3 separate regions of the Homo sapiens genome follow, and all the other regions are linked to region 2. A link is a contact called in ENCODE Hi-C or POLR2A ChIA-PET data. All regions are on one chromosome and are shown on one strand. The core of a region is the stretch at or near the end of the contact, and the rest is flanking DNA. Distances in the headings are between cores, read along the strand shown. Region 1 holds the start of CEP72 (centrosomal protein 72). Region 2 holds the start of CLPTM1L (CLPTM1 like). Region 3 holds the start of SLC9A3-AS1 (SLC9A3 antisense RNA 1).

Evidence for each region. Hi-C counts contacts between places; a loop is a spot of excess contacts on that map. ChIA-PET counts read pairs that join two places held with the same protein, here RNA polymerase II (POLR2A). Pooled maps may share reads with other maps.
Region 1: a loop to region 2 is called in a map of CD8-positive, alpha-beta T cell, with 4 times the contacts of the local background. The contact joins the promoter of CEP72 here to the promoter of CLPTM1L in region 2. A Hi-C loop is called at or near these places in 1 of 168 maps with a recorded cell type or tissue (CD8-positive, alpha-beta T cell) and 12 of 50 pooled maps. POLR2A ChIA-PET finds 5 or more read pairs at or near these places in 1 of 52 experiments (activated T-cell).
Region 3: a loop to region 2 is called in a map of ascending aorta, with 6 times the contacts of the local background. The contact joins the promoter of SLC9A3-AS1 here to the promoter of CLPTM1L in region 2. A Hi-C loop is called at or near these places in 2 of 168 maps with a recorded cell type or tissue (ascending aorta and dorsolateral prefrontal cortex), 2 of 37 single-sample maps with no recorded cell type and 18 of 50 pooled maps.

The regions. Positions count from the first base shown.
Region 1 is chr5:610,970-614,544 of GRCh38, forward strand. CEP72 (centrosomal protein 72) reads left to right here and starts at 1,371. Exons shown (of 12, transcript NM_018140.4): 1 at 1,371-1,474. The coding sequence starts at 1,393. It overlaps CEP72-DT (CEP72 divergent transcript), which reads right to left and starts at 1,241. Exons shown (of 3, transcript NR_103444.1): 1 at 1,183-1,241; 2 at 478-784. RefSeq lists enhancers at 294-1,224, 1,225-2,154.
Region 2 is chr5:1,343,343-1,347,180 of GRCh38, forward strand. CLPTM1L (CLPTM1 like) reads right to left here and starts at 1,757. Exons shown (of 17, transcript NM_030782.5): 1 at 1,338-1,757; 2 at 1,009-1,109. The coding sequence starts at 1,499.
Region 3 is chr5:470,558-474,547 of GRCh38, forward strand. SLC9A3-AS1 (SLC9A3 antisense RNA 1) reads left to right here and starts at 2,679. Exons shown (of 7, transcript NR_125375.1): 1 at 2,679-2,842. It overlaps SLC9A3 (solute carrier family 9 member A3), which reads right to left. Exons shown (of 17, transcript NM_004174.4): 17 at 1-2,825. The coding sequence ends at 2,822. It overlaps SLC9A3-OT1 (SLC9A3 3' UTR overlapping transcript 1), which reads right to left and starts at 2,408. Exons shown (of 2, transcript NR_024158.1): 1 at 2,122-2,408; 2 at 1-1,408. RefSeq lists enhancers at 1,360-2,002, 2,003-2,643 and silencers at 1,887-2,016, 2,377-2,446, 2,567-3,386.

The DNA of each region.
Region 1 (3,575 bases), core at 121-2,620, 730 kb before region 2:
ACCCCCACACATAGACCCTGCACACACCTCCTGCACACACTGTTGCACACACCCCTTGCACATACACCCTGTATATACCCCCTGCATACTCCTTATGTACAGCACTGCACATACTCCCTGCAGAGACCCTGTGTGCATCCTCTGCACACACCCCTTCTGTATACTGTCTGCACACACCCCCTACATGTACACCCTCTGCACACTCCTCCTGCATACACCCCATGTACACCTTCTGCACACACTCCCTGAACACATTCTGAGTACACCTCCTGCACACCCCGTGTACAACCTCTGCACACACCCCCTACACACTCCCCTACACACTCCCCTACACCATCCACACACACTCCCTGCACACAGCCCCTGCACACATTCCCCATGTACACCCTCTGTCTGTGTATACCCTCGTCTACTACCACCATACGTACCCCCCACCACTACCCTGCCTTGTCTATCACCCCCCAGGCTGTGACATACCAGGGATGTTGCCAACGAGCTGGTCTAATCTGGGGTGAGGGTTTCTGGGTGCCCCTAGACACCAGGAGAAAGGCGGGGAGGGGACACCCCTGGGGGTCTGGATTCACTCCACCAGGCGCTGGGCCACAGTGGTACGGTGACACAGTAGATGTCTTGAGCAGGATTAAAGTCTTCCCAATAAACAGGCTGAACTCTGTCTTCCTTGAAAGCTCTGTAGAAGGACCTCACAAGGATAAACACAGCGAGACCCTCCAGGGCGCGGTCAGCCACGAGCCACAGTGCTGGGCCTGTGACATCTCTGGAGGTTCTGGGGTGGAGAAGGACCGGCCGTGGGGAGTGACTGGCTGGGGAGAAGCTCAGCTCCCGCCCACCTCTGGGAGGCCCGGGGCTGGACGGGAGGTGCAGCAGACAAGGCTCCGGGCGGGTGCTGGGGTGTCTGGAGGGGTCCCCGCGGGGGGGTCGGGTTGGGTGGGGAGTCTAGGTGAGTCGGGGGTCCCCGGGGGCGCTGGGTTCAGGGTGGGAGCGGAGTGTGGATGGGGCAGGGTCCCCATGCCCACCACCAGCCGCGATTCCACCGCGCCTACTCGGGGTTTCCCCGGGAGGACACCGCGTGTGTCAAGGGCCGGGGCCTAGAAGGCGGCCGCGCCCAGGGAAGCCTTGACAGGGAGCTATCTGGGGCGGGGGCTGGGGTCGCGTGGCCAGTACCTGGGAGAACCGCCATTCAGGAGAACCCCCCGCCAGGCTCTTGGTTCCGCCCACGCAGTCCCGCCCCCTCCCCCAGCCACGCCCCTCGCCCCGCCGCGCAGGCCCCGCCCCGTCCCGCCAGGCTCTCGGTTCTGCCGACGCAGGTCCCGCCCCTCTCGTAGCCTCGCCCCGCCCGCCGCGCAGGCGCCGTCCGAGGGCTCCGTTTGAAACATGGCGCGGGCTGGCCCTCGGCTGGTGCTGAGCGAGGAGGCGGTTCGGGCGAAGAGCGGCTTAGGGCCTCACCGCGACCTGGGTGCGCCGGAGGGCGGGCGGGGGTGCAAGCGTGAGGTGGCGGGGGGGTGGGTGCCGAGCTTCCCGGGGCGGCGGCGGACCGTGGGCAGGCGGGACCCGTCTACGCAGGCGCCGCGGGCGTCCGGAACGGTCGCGGGCGAGCGGGGCGCGCGTGTCCAGGTGAGCGACCCACCCCCCGTGCCCAGGTGCGGCCCCTGCCCGCGTTCGGGTCCCGGCGTCCCGGCCCCTGCCTGTCTATCGGGTCACTGGTTCCGTGACTGGGGGTTACATCCGCTGAGAAGAGGGAGCCGGCCTTGCTGTCCAGGAGCGCAGCCCGCCCTCCCGCTGGGGATCACCTCCCTGGTTCTCCTGGGCCCACTCTGTGGTGATTGTTGCGCTCGGCCTTCTTGAGGATGTTGGTGGCCGGTTTCCTTCTTTTTGGCTTATTTTTGTCTGGTTTTGGCGTCAAGGTGAAGCCGAGCTCATAAACTGCTGAGAAGTGTTGCCTTCTCTTATATTTAGAAGAGGTTCTGTAGAGTGTGTGCTCATTGTTTGAATGTTTCCTGGAATTTTCCAGTGAAACCATATGGACATGTCAATTTCTGTTTTTGAAGCTTTTAAATGACAAATTCTGTATCTCTGGTTGTTAGAGAACCGTTCATATTAGTTCACCGCGAGTCTTGGCTGTGTGGGGTTTTGTGGCATTGGCTTATTTGAGCTAACTTGTGGAGTGTGTGTGTTGAGTTGTTTCTGGTGTTCTGTTGTTAGCCTGTTAATGTCTGTGTGTGGTCTGCAGGTGTTACTGGACCAACAGGTTCAGTCAGGTGCTGTGGGGGCCACAGGCCAATACACTGAGACAGTGGGGTTTGCAGCAGAGAAAGAGTTTAAGGCTGGCAGGGGCCCAGCAGGGAGGTGGAAGGAGGCCTCAATCCATCTCCCCAAGGAGATCTGAGCGGTTTTTTTTTTTTAGACGGAGTCTCACTCTGTCGTCCAGGTTGGAGTGCAGTGGCACAATCTCAGCTCACTGCAACCTCCACCTCCCAGGTTCAAGTGATTCACTCAGCCTCCTGAGTAGCTGGGATTACAAGCACGCGCCACCATGCCCGGCTAATTTTTTATATTTTTAGTAGAGACGGGGTTTCACCATGTTGGCCAGGCTGGTCTTGAACTCCTGATCTCAGGTGATCCACCTGCCTTGGCCTCCCAAAGTGCTGGGATTACAGGCATGAGCCACCTACACCCAGCCTGAGCTGGGGGTTTTAGAGGAACAGGACTGTGAGGAGCTGGAAGATTGGTGTTGTCAGTTGGTGGAGGTAAGGGCCATGGAATTATCAGGGTGTGGAAACTGCATTCTTTGGTGAATCCGCTTGCGGGGCCCTTTAGACCAGCTGGCATCAGTCCCCAGGTCCTGAAAGAATATCTCAAATGGAAAACTTAACGGTTTATAATGTCCAGGTTATTATCTGTAGAGTGGTTAAGGGGAACTGTAACCTCGTGACAAAATCCAAGTGATCCTGAGGCAGTAGGCACCACAGGGCTCTGAGGAAGCAGGTGAGAGGGCAGCTGACCTCGGGACATGCCGAGTCCTCCCTTCTTCCCTGATTAGTGCTACAAGGTTTACAGGGATATCCCTTTTCTGTTCCTGATGTTGATAATCTGTGTATTCTTTCTTTTTTAGTCTTGCTAGAGGCTTGTGAATGTTATTGATAGTTTCAAAGAACCGACTTTGGGTTTGATTTTTCTCCAGTGTTTTTCTAGTTTCAAATTTCATTGATTTCTGCTTTTTTTTATTTCCTTCTTTCTGCTTGCTTTGCATTTATTTTATACTTTTCTAAATCCTTGAGGCAAAACTGTAGATTATTGATTTGAGACTTTCCTATTTTCTATTATAAACAGTGCCACAAGTTTCCCTGTAAGCACTGCTTTAGCTGTATCCACAAATTTTGTTATGTTGTATTTTAATTTTCATCCAGTTCAGCGTATTTTAAGAATTTCCCTCGATACTTCCTGTTTGACCTGTGAATTTTTTTTTTTTTTTTTTTTTTGAGGTGGAGTCTCGCTCTGTCACCCAGGCTGGAGTGCAGTGACGCAATCTTGGCTCATTGAAAGCTCTGCCTCCTGGG
Region 2 (3,838 bases), core at 507-3,006:
TGTGCACTTGGAGACACTTGAGGCGGAGCTGTGTTAAGAGTGCTCATTCTCCCCACTTCCTCCAGGCTGACACTGTGCCAGGTCAAATGGAAAACCTCACTAGCTGTCCTTGGTAACTGGTACACGGCCCGGCACGGAAGAGGCAGTATTCATGTCTGGGAAATTAAACCCAGTGCAGATGAATCCTGAGCATTTTTGAAAGGTGTGGGCAGCTACAACCGAGCGGGCAGCTTGGTCACCAGCACTTCTGGCCTCCCCTTCATGGAGGCAGAGAGAGGGCAGGAACTGGCTTGAGGTCACAGGCCTAAAGAGGCCAGGCAGAAACCGGCTTGCCAGCGCCTCCAGCTACCCCCAGGGACTGGCTGCCTAGAGGGCGTGGAGTCCAGCATGAGTCTCAAACTTTCATTATTCTCTCCTCAGATACCTCCCAGGCAATGAAGGGAAATGGTTGACTTGTGAGAAGCAAATCATATTTAAAAGTATACTTATTCAATTAAAAAAAATTAGGCCATGTCAGATGTAATTTTTAAGATACTCTACATATTTGGACATTGATCTATTCTAACGTCACATGTCACTTATTTATGATTTTCTACAAAATTGCTTCCTCTATCCTCATCTCTTTTCCCTCACAAGTAACTTAAGCGAACTACTTCCACCAGGAAAAGACAAGTTGGTCCCCGGTAGTGAAACTGCAGAGTTGTCTGCTCTCCACTGGTTCACCAAGCGTGGCCCCTGCTCCTTCGGAGCCTCCCCGTCCAGGACATCCCACTGCCATCACACTCTGCTGAGAACTACTTCTTAAACGACATTCATCACCTGTCACCTTCCAGGCTGAATGTTTACAGGCCACGCATAGGCCTCCAGTTAGGATATTCTACCACTTCAAGACATTCGGTAAGACTAGTTCTCTAAAATAAACATGTTATGTACAGAAAGCTAACTTTTAAACAATCTGAACATGAGTAATGTTTTCCCTTTCACTGGCATTTTGTCCTACGCCCATACCTTTCAAATTTGGACTCCACATCAAAGTCTTCCACATTCAAGACCAGGTCGATGTTGTTCTCAGCACCCAGGTGGGACCTCGTCGTGGTGTACACGCTCAGCTGGAAAGGAGGGGGCGTCGAGAGTCAGCTCGGCCAGGCCCTGGCAGGACGCACTCAAATCCCACGGCCAGCTGGAGGGCGGAAGACCTGGCCGCTGGGGAACCAGGAAAGGTTCCATCTCGACTCGCGCGGCCACAGCTCCGAACTGGGACGGGAAGGCGACGTCTGGGGCCTGGAGGAGAGGCCCCCACCCCAACCCGCCCGGCCCCCGGCCCCGCGGACGCTCACCTGCAGCTTGGGCCGCCGCGCCAGGTAGGGCTGGATGCAGTTGGCGTCGCCGGAGCACGGGCGGGTGTAGACGATGCCGTACATGACCCAGCAGGTGTGCACCACGTAGACCACGAACACGCCCACCACCAAGCTGGTGAAGGAGCTGCGGCCGCTCCACATGGCGGCCCCGCGCCCGGCGCCCCCGGCCCGCCCGCCTCTCAGCCGCGAGCCCCGCCCGCCCGGCGCCCAGCCCGCCGCTCCGGGCTCCGCCGCTCACTGGAGAGCCGCCGCGCGCCACCGCCACCGCCGCGGGGGAACGAATGCGCCGCGCGCCGCAGACCGCCGGCCGCCCCGCATGCTCCGGCCCCGCTCCCACCTGGCGCCGCGGGATTCGCCGGCCCCGCGCGCCGCTTCCGGGCCCCGCCGCCTGCCGGAAGTGGACGCGCCGCGCGGCTCCCTGGGAAACGGAGTCTCGGCCGCTGCCGCGCACGCGCATCCAGGATGCGGCGCGTGTGTGACGTTACCCGCCCGCGCCGCCCTCCTGGGGTGCCTCTCAGGGACCCAGGCGCTCAGCTGCTGGGGCCGCGGAGGGCGTTCGCGGGGCGCCGGGGAAGGCTAGGGCCGCGGGGTCCCCGGGGCGCCGTCCCCAACCGCCGACGCCTGCCAGACCACCAAGTGGGGGCCATGTCGACGTGTGAGGAGCCTGGTGGAAGGTGATACTGGAATTCCGGCACTGGGCCTGCAACCCTTTTAGTCCACAGTTGTCAGAATCTAAAGGGAAGAAAAACGAAGTGCTCAGAACCCTCACAGAAGCCGGGCACCTCATCCCGTGTGTGGGTTTTTTCCCCAGTACAAACCCATTGTGGGGACAGGCGCTTTTGAAGAAAAAATTCAGATTCCCGGGCTGAAGTGGCTCCTCACAGCCTTGAACCTGACCCCCAGCTTCCCGCTAAAGCCGAGCGTGCCCAGCACGGCGAGGTCAGCAGAGGCCCCTCGGAGGGCGGCCGGGGGAGGTCAGTGGGAGGCCCTCGGGCAGCCGGTGGATGGGCCGGCGACCTCCCCGACTCCATCAGAAGCGCTCAGTCTGTGCCCTTCAGTTACTGGAGCAGCTCCCGTCCTTTGGCCAGTTCTCTGGAAGGTCGTTTCCGTTTCTGTGTCTGCCACACGTGCAGCACAATCGAAAAACCTTGTTCGACATTTCTAGAAAGAGTAGATGCTACTGAAGACCCAATAGATTGCTGAGGGTTTTCAGAGCAGGGACAATTGCATCAGGGTGCTGGGCTCCGGGAAGAACTCAGAGGACTTGGCTGACGGGCGGATGGGACAGTGATTGGTGCCGAGAATGGGCCAGAGAAGCAGGTCTGCCTGGAGCAGGCACCCGAGGCCGCGTGCAGGGGCGGTCCTGGGCCACCAACCCCTGGAAGCTGGGCCAGGAGCTTCGGAGCCATCCGAGGCTTTTTTCGCTCCTCTCACTCTCATGCACCTAGTTACCCTCCCCACAGAGTCTTCTCACGGCGCGGTTTTCGGCTACCATTGCAGTGGTGTCTGACTACACCCAGTGCCTCTATCGTTCCCCCCTCAGTCTGTTCTCGCTTCTTGGCAAACCTGTCCTTGGAAAGCCCTCTGCTGACTCCTGTTACCCTGATCAAATGCATCCTCCTCAGGAGGCTCGTGAGCCCTTTGCAGGGTGGCCCAAGAGGCATCACGCCCTGCTCTCCAGCCACTCTTGGGGTCCCCTACAGGGCCAGGCGTCCCACACCAGCAGCGGGTGCTGGTCCTGCCACAGTCTGTGCGACACGTGAATGAAGGCTGTAGACCTGTGGTCTGCGGGAGGCAAATTCCAACTCCAGCTGTCAAACATAAGGGGACTGGTAGGCTCTCCAGGGTGGATTGTCTCACGGCATCCAGAGGCAGGGACCGAGGCAGGGACCTAGCCAGGCCTCGGGAAGGAGCTGCAAACCCAGGAGCTCTGGGGTGTGGCTTCATCTCCCTCCCTCCCTACCACCCTACCCCCATCTCTCCGTGTTCTTCAGATGCCTCATTTTCCTGTCAGGCACCTGGCCAGCTCTAGGAGCTGGAATCAGGTTGGTGCCTCCTTGGTCAGTGTCCACCCCTAGTGTCATCCACAGTGACCAACGGAAGGGGTGGCCGGTGGTACAGGACATTGGCCATCTTGGGAAAGATCACAGAGACAGGAAGGGCCTCTCCAGCTGAGCAGATGAGAGGTTCTTCAGTGGTCTGGACACATTTGCCCACTCATGGCCGTCCCCCTGCCCTGTTGAGAGAACCGATGAGGAAAGGGAGCCCTGCATCTGTCGCCTTCCGACTCCGACCGCCTGAGGCTGGGCTGCCGGCAAGCCGCGGCAGCATATGACAGCACTTGAAAGAAAGTCCCTGGAAAGAATGTGGATCATTGCAGAACTCCCTCAAGAAAGCGCCAGAGGAGGACCCCATTCAGCACCCCGCAGAACTCCTCAAACTCCTGCGTCCACACTCCCCCAGCGTGGTGGCTGCTTCTA
Region 3 (3,990 bases), core at 1,429-3,928, 870 kb before region 2:
TCGGTGATGGGCCCTCCCTGTCTGGACACTGCCAACCCACAGCTGGAGGGGCACTTAAGGCACGTCATTTTGTGATTAGAATTACACGAAATTTGATTAATATTATAGCTGCAAAATTAACATACACAATTTTCACTCATAATTTAAAATATTTTGATGAAATTCTTTGCTTTCACAATAGAAGATCAATGGTACACAGTATATTGAACTCTGTAACAAAATTATTTTTGAGAAAATACAGAAGTGAGAAATAGTGATTTCCTCAATTTGTTTATAGTCTATCACAAAGTAGGCCAAAGTTCAGTATTAAATAGATATCCTAATAAAAGTTTTTACAAGTTTTCCTAAGGAAATACATTCATAAGACTGTTTACCTTCTGTTTGACAGCAGTGACAGGAACGTGGGGATCCCCACTCATGACGAGTCCCTAGCACTCAGCCCCTGGCACCCACAGCCCCGGCGCGCTCCGTCACCTGGTAGGGAGCAGCCTGGGCTGCCGTGAGTGAGGTGTTCTCACTCTGGTTCCGTGTTTGTGTTTAGCCTGTGCAATTCTCGTCAACACAGAACACCTGCCTGCCCACCCCCGGTGCTGAAGACCGACCAGTCAAGGAGGTGTTGGTGGGAGTGTTGTGTTCACCATGTGGAGATCAGGCGGCGATTACCGCATCTTCTTTGCTGACTTTGGTAACCGGGTGTCCAGGGAGGAGCGATCGGGAGTGGCCAAGCAGTTGCCTGGACTCAGCTTCTGACTCTGCAGCTGGGAGTCAGATGCAGGCCCAAGGGTCCAGGGGAGTTGTTCAGCGCCTGGAATCGCCATGCATTGCGCGGTGGACCGCACGACGCTCCTGCTCTGTTCTCCCAGGCACAGACAGGCACTTGGAAGGCAGCTTTGCTCCTCTGGCCACCCGGAAACCTCCCAGCAGTTCAGATGGGACAAACTGGGGGCCTGTCAGAACAGCCACTTGTGCCGGGAAGGCCAGGCCCCGGCCTGCTCCGATGAACGTCAGGACGGTGGCTGCAGCAGGGAACCAGGGCTGGCCTTGGATCTGTCCAGTAGGGTCACTGACTGGGCAGGGCTTGCTGCATAGAGGATGGCTGCATTTTGTGCTCAGAGTTGGTTGAAATGGCTACGAAGTGTGGAGAATAACCACTGAATCCCAAAAAGTCACTGCGCTTGATCTGATCCAAGTAACAGTGACTGCAGTTAGGGTCGAGAGCTTCTCCGAAGCAGCGGTCATGCAGGCTTTTGTGTGGCTGACGCTTCCCTTTTTCACAACAGTAAAAAGCTATCAATGGGAAATTGTGGACTTTTCCCACCAGGGACTCAATGGGGACTCAATGTGCAATATTCAGTCAACATAAAACTCTTTAAGAACTCCTCCTGACTGGTGACTGTCAACACTTGATCTGAAACGTGAATAGTTTAATTTTCCTGAGCAAGGAGCTGCGAGTCTAGCTTTAGAAAAGCCCCTAGGAGTGTCCACCTCCACCACTTCCACCGTGCAGGCAGGTTTCAGGTGGGTTGGACCCTGTGGGACTTGCCGTCTGAGGGATGGATGGACTCCGAGCACCCTCCCCGGCTCAGCACCCGCGGCCTCCGCCCACTCAATGGACTGTGCCTCCCAGAGCTTGGGCTGGATGGTCTCCCTGCAGAGGACCAGGAGCTCTGTCCAAGGCCTCGCCCTGGGACGCTGGAAGGGGTGGGAAGGGTCAGGGGTCCGGGGTCTAGGACAGGCTCAGGGGTCTCAGCAGGTTCTCCTTGGAGGGCCTGAGCCTGGTAGGGGGGCGGTGCCCTGGGCCCCTCCATGCCCCCTGGTTTGTTAAGGGGGACAGAGCAGCTGCTGGGCCCCACCATCCACTTAAGGACTGGCCGTGATTCTTGGCAAGCTCCGCCCGCCAGGCCACCTCTCACCCAGCCAGGGCACCCCGGGCGACCTCCGCGCCAGGTGCGACAGCTCAGGCCGGAGACCTCGTCTGTGGGGACGGGCCGTGTCCGGGGCCGCCACCCTGAGACCGGGCGCGGGCAGGACGGAACCTGGGGGGGAAACGGGGCAGGTACTGGCTTTAGGAGTCTAAATCCCCAAACGCTGAGCAGACGGAAGACGTTCCTGCCACTTTACCTGCAGTTCAAAGACCTGGCGAGGGCCTGGAAACGGCGCTCGGCCCAGGCCGCTTGCGGGCGCTGGGCCTGCAGCCGCTGCAGGTCGGGCCCTGAGTCCTGGCGCTCGGGAGGTCCCTGAGTCGGTCCCCGAGTCAGTCCCCGGGCGCGGGGCTCGGTTGGGGGGGCCCGGAACCTTGGGCTGGTTTCACGCAAATCCGTTTGGGGCGAGCCTCGGTTTCCCGGCAGCGGTGGGAAAGGGCGCGAGCGGCCAGCCATGGCGCGCGGACCCTTCCCGCCGGCGGCGTCACAGCGGCGTCTCCTCCTGCTCCAGCGCGTGCGGCGGTGCGTGGCACGAGGGCGGCAGCGACGCCAGCTTCAGCAGCGCGGGGCGGCGGCGCGCGCGAGGCCGCTGGAACGAGCGCCGGCTGTGCACGCGGCGCGCCGCCGCCGAACGCGCGTGCGCACTCGGCAGCCCTCGGCGCTCCGGCCCCGCCCCCGGCGCAGGCCCCGCCCCCGGCTCGCCCTCGGGCGGCTCTGCGGGCGCAGGCGCGGCACTCTCGGAGTTCTGCGCAGGCGCTGGCGTGGGCGAGGCGGGGCTCGGGGCTCGCGGTCGCTGTAGCCGCGCGGGGATCTGGGGTTTCTCTGGGACAGCGGCGGCGGCGGTGGGCGGACCGTGGCGCGGGGACGAGCGGCCGGTTAGCGGCGTGTCGGAGCCGGTGTCACCTGCGGGAGAGGAAGGCGTGAGCGGCGCGCGGAGCCCGGGCGCTGGGGCGGGAGGGGCGTCCCCGGGGGCCTCAGCTGTCCCCGAGCCCGGCGGCTCTCGCCTCCCCTCCCGCGGCGCACCCCAGGCTCGGCGTCCGCTGGGGCCTCCTCCCAGGACCCGGGTTCGCGGGGCAGAGGCGGAAGCAGCAACAGCGAAGCCCCAGCCCGGCCCCGCCACGTCCCCCCGCCGGGGGTCCCGGGACAGCGGCCTCCTCGGCGCAGGAAGGTCCCGCCCCAGGCCCTGCAGCGCGGGAGGTCAAGGTCCCCAAGGGGACCTGCTTCCTCCATCTCAAACCGCCCTGGCGTCCCCCGGGTGCCTCCCAGGCCCCCAGAGGGAGCTCAGAAAGCCCAGACCCCACGGCCCGCCCCTCTCCCTGCTCTGAGCTGGAGGCAGAGTCCGGGTCTGCGGGGCCGGCCCTCCCTGTATCCCTGTGAGAGGGTCGGGGACCCGGGGCGTCTGTCTGGCTTCCCCCAGCCCTGCTCTCAGCTCCCTGGGAGCGCAGGATTTGGACTCGCGGACTAGCTTTCGGAGCCACCTAAAGGAAATCTCAGGCGGCCCTAGTGCCCTCAGCTCCGTGGGAGCAGCAGAGACGCCAGAGTATCTCTGTCCGGGCTCCTGAGGGAGGTGCGGCCAGCAGGGCGCTAGAGGAGGAAGAGGGGCTGCTGGAGAGAGAGAGCGCGCCAGGTTCAGGTCCAGGGAGGAGAGAGAGCGAGCGCGCGAGGCGGAGACCTGGAGGGAGAGGAGCTGCGGAGAGGGGTTAGGCGGGGAGGGAGAGAGAGAACCAGGTTCCGGTCCAGGGAGGAGAGAGACAGCGCGCGCGAGGCGGAGACCTGGAGGAGAGGAGCTGCGGAGAGGGGTTAGGCGGGGAGAGAGAGAGAGCGAGCCAGGTTCAGGTCCAGGGAGGAGAGAGACAGCGCGCGCGAGGCGGAGACCTGGAGGGAGAGGAGCTGCGGAGAGGGGTTAGGCGGGGAGGGAGAGAGAGAACCAGGTTCAGGTCCAGGGAGGAGAGAGACAGCGCGCGCGAGGCGGAGACCTGGAGGAGAGGAGCTGCGGAGAGGGGTTAGGCGGGGAGAGAGAGAGAGCGAGCCAGGTTCAGGTCCAGGGAGGAGAGAGACAGCGCGCGCG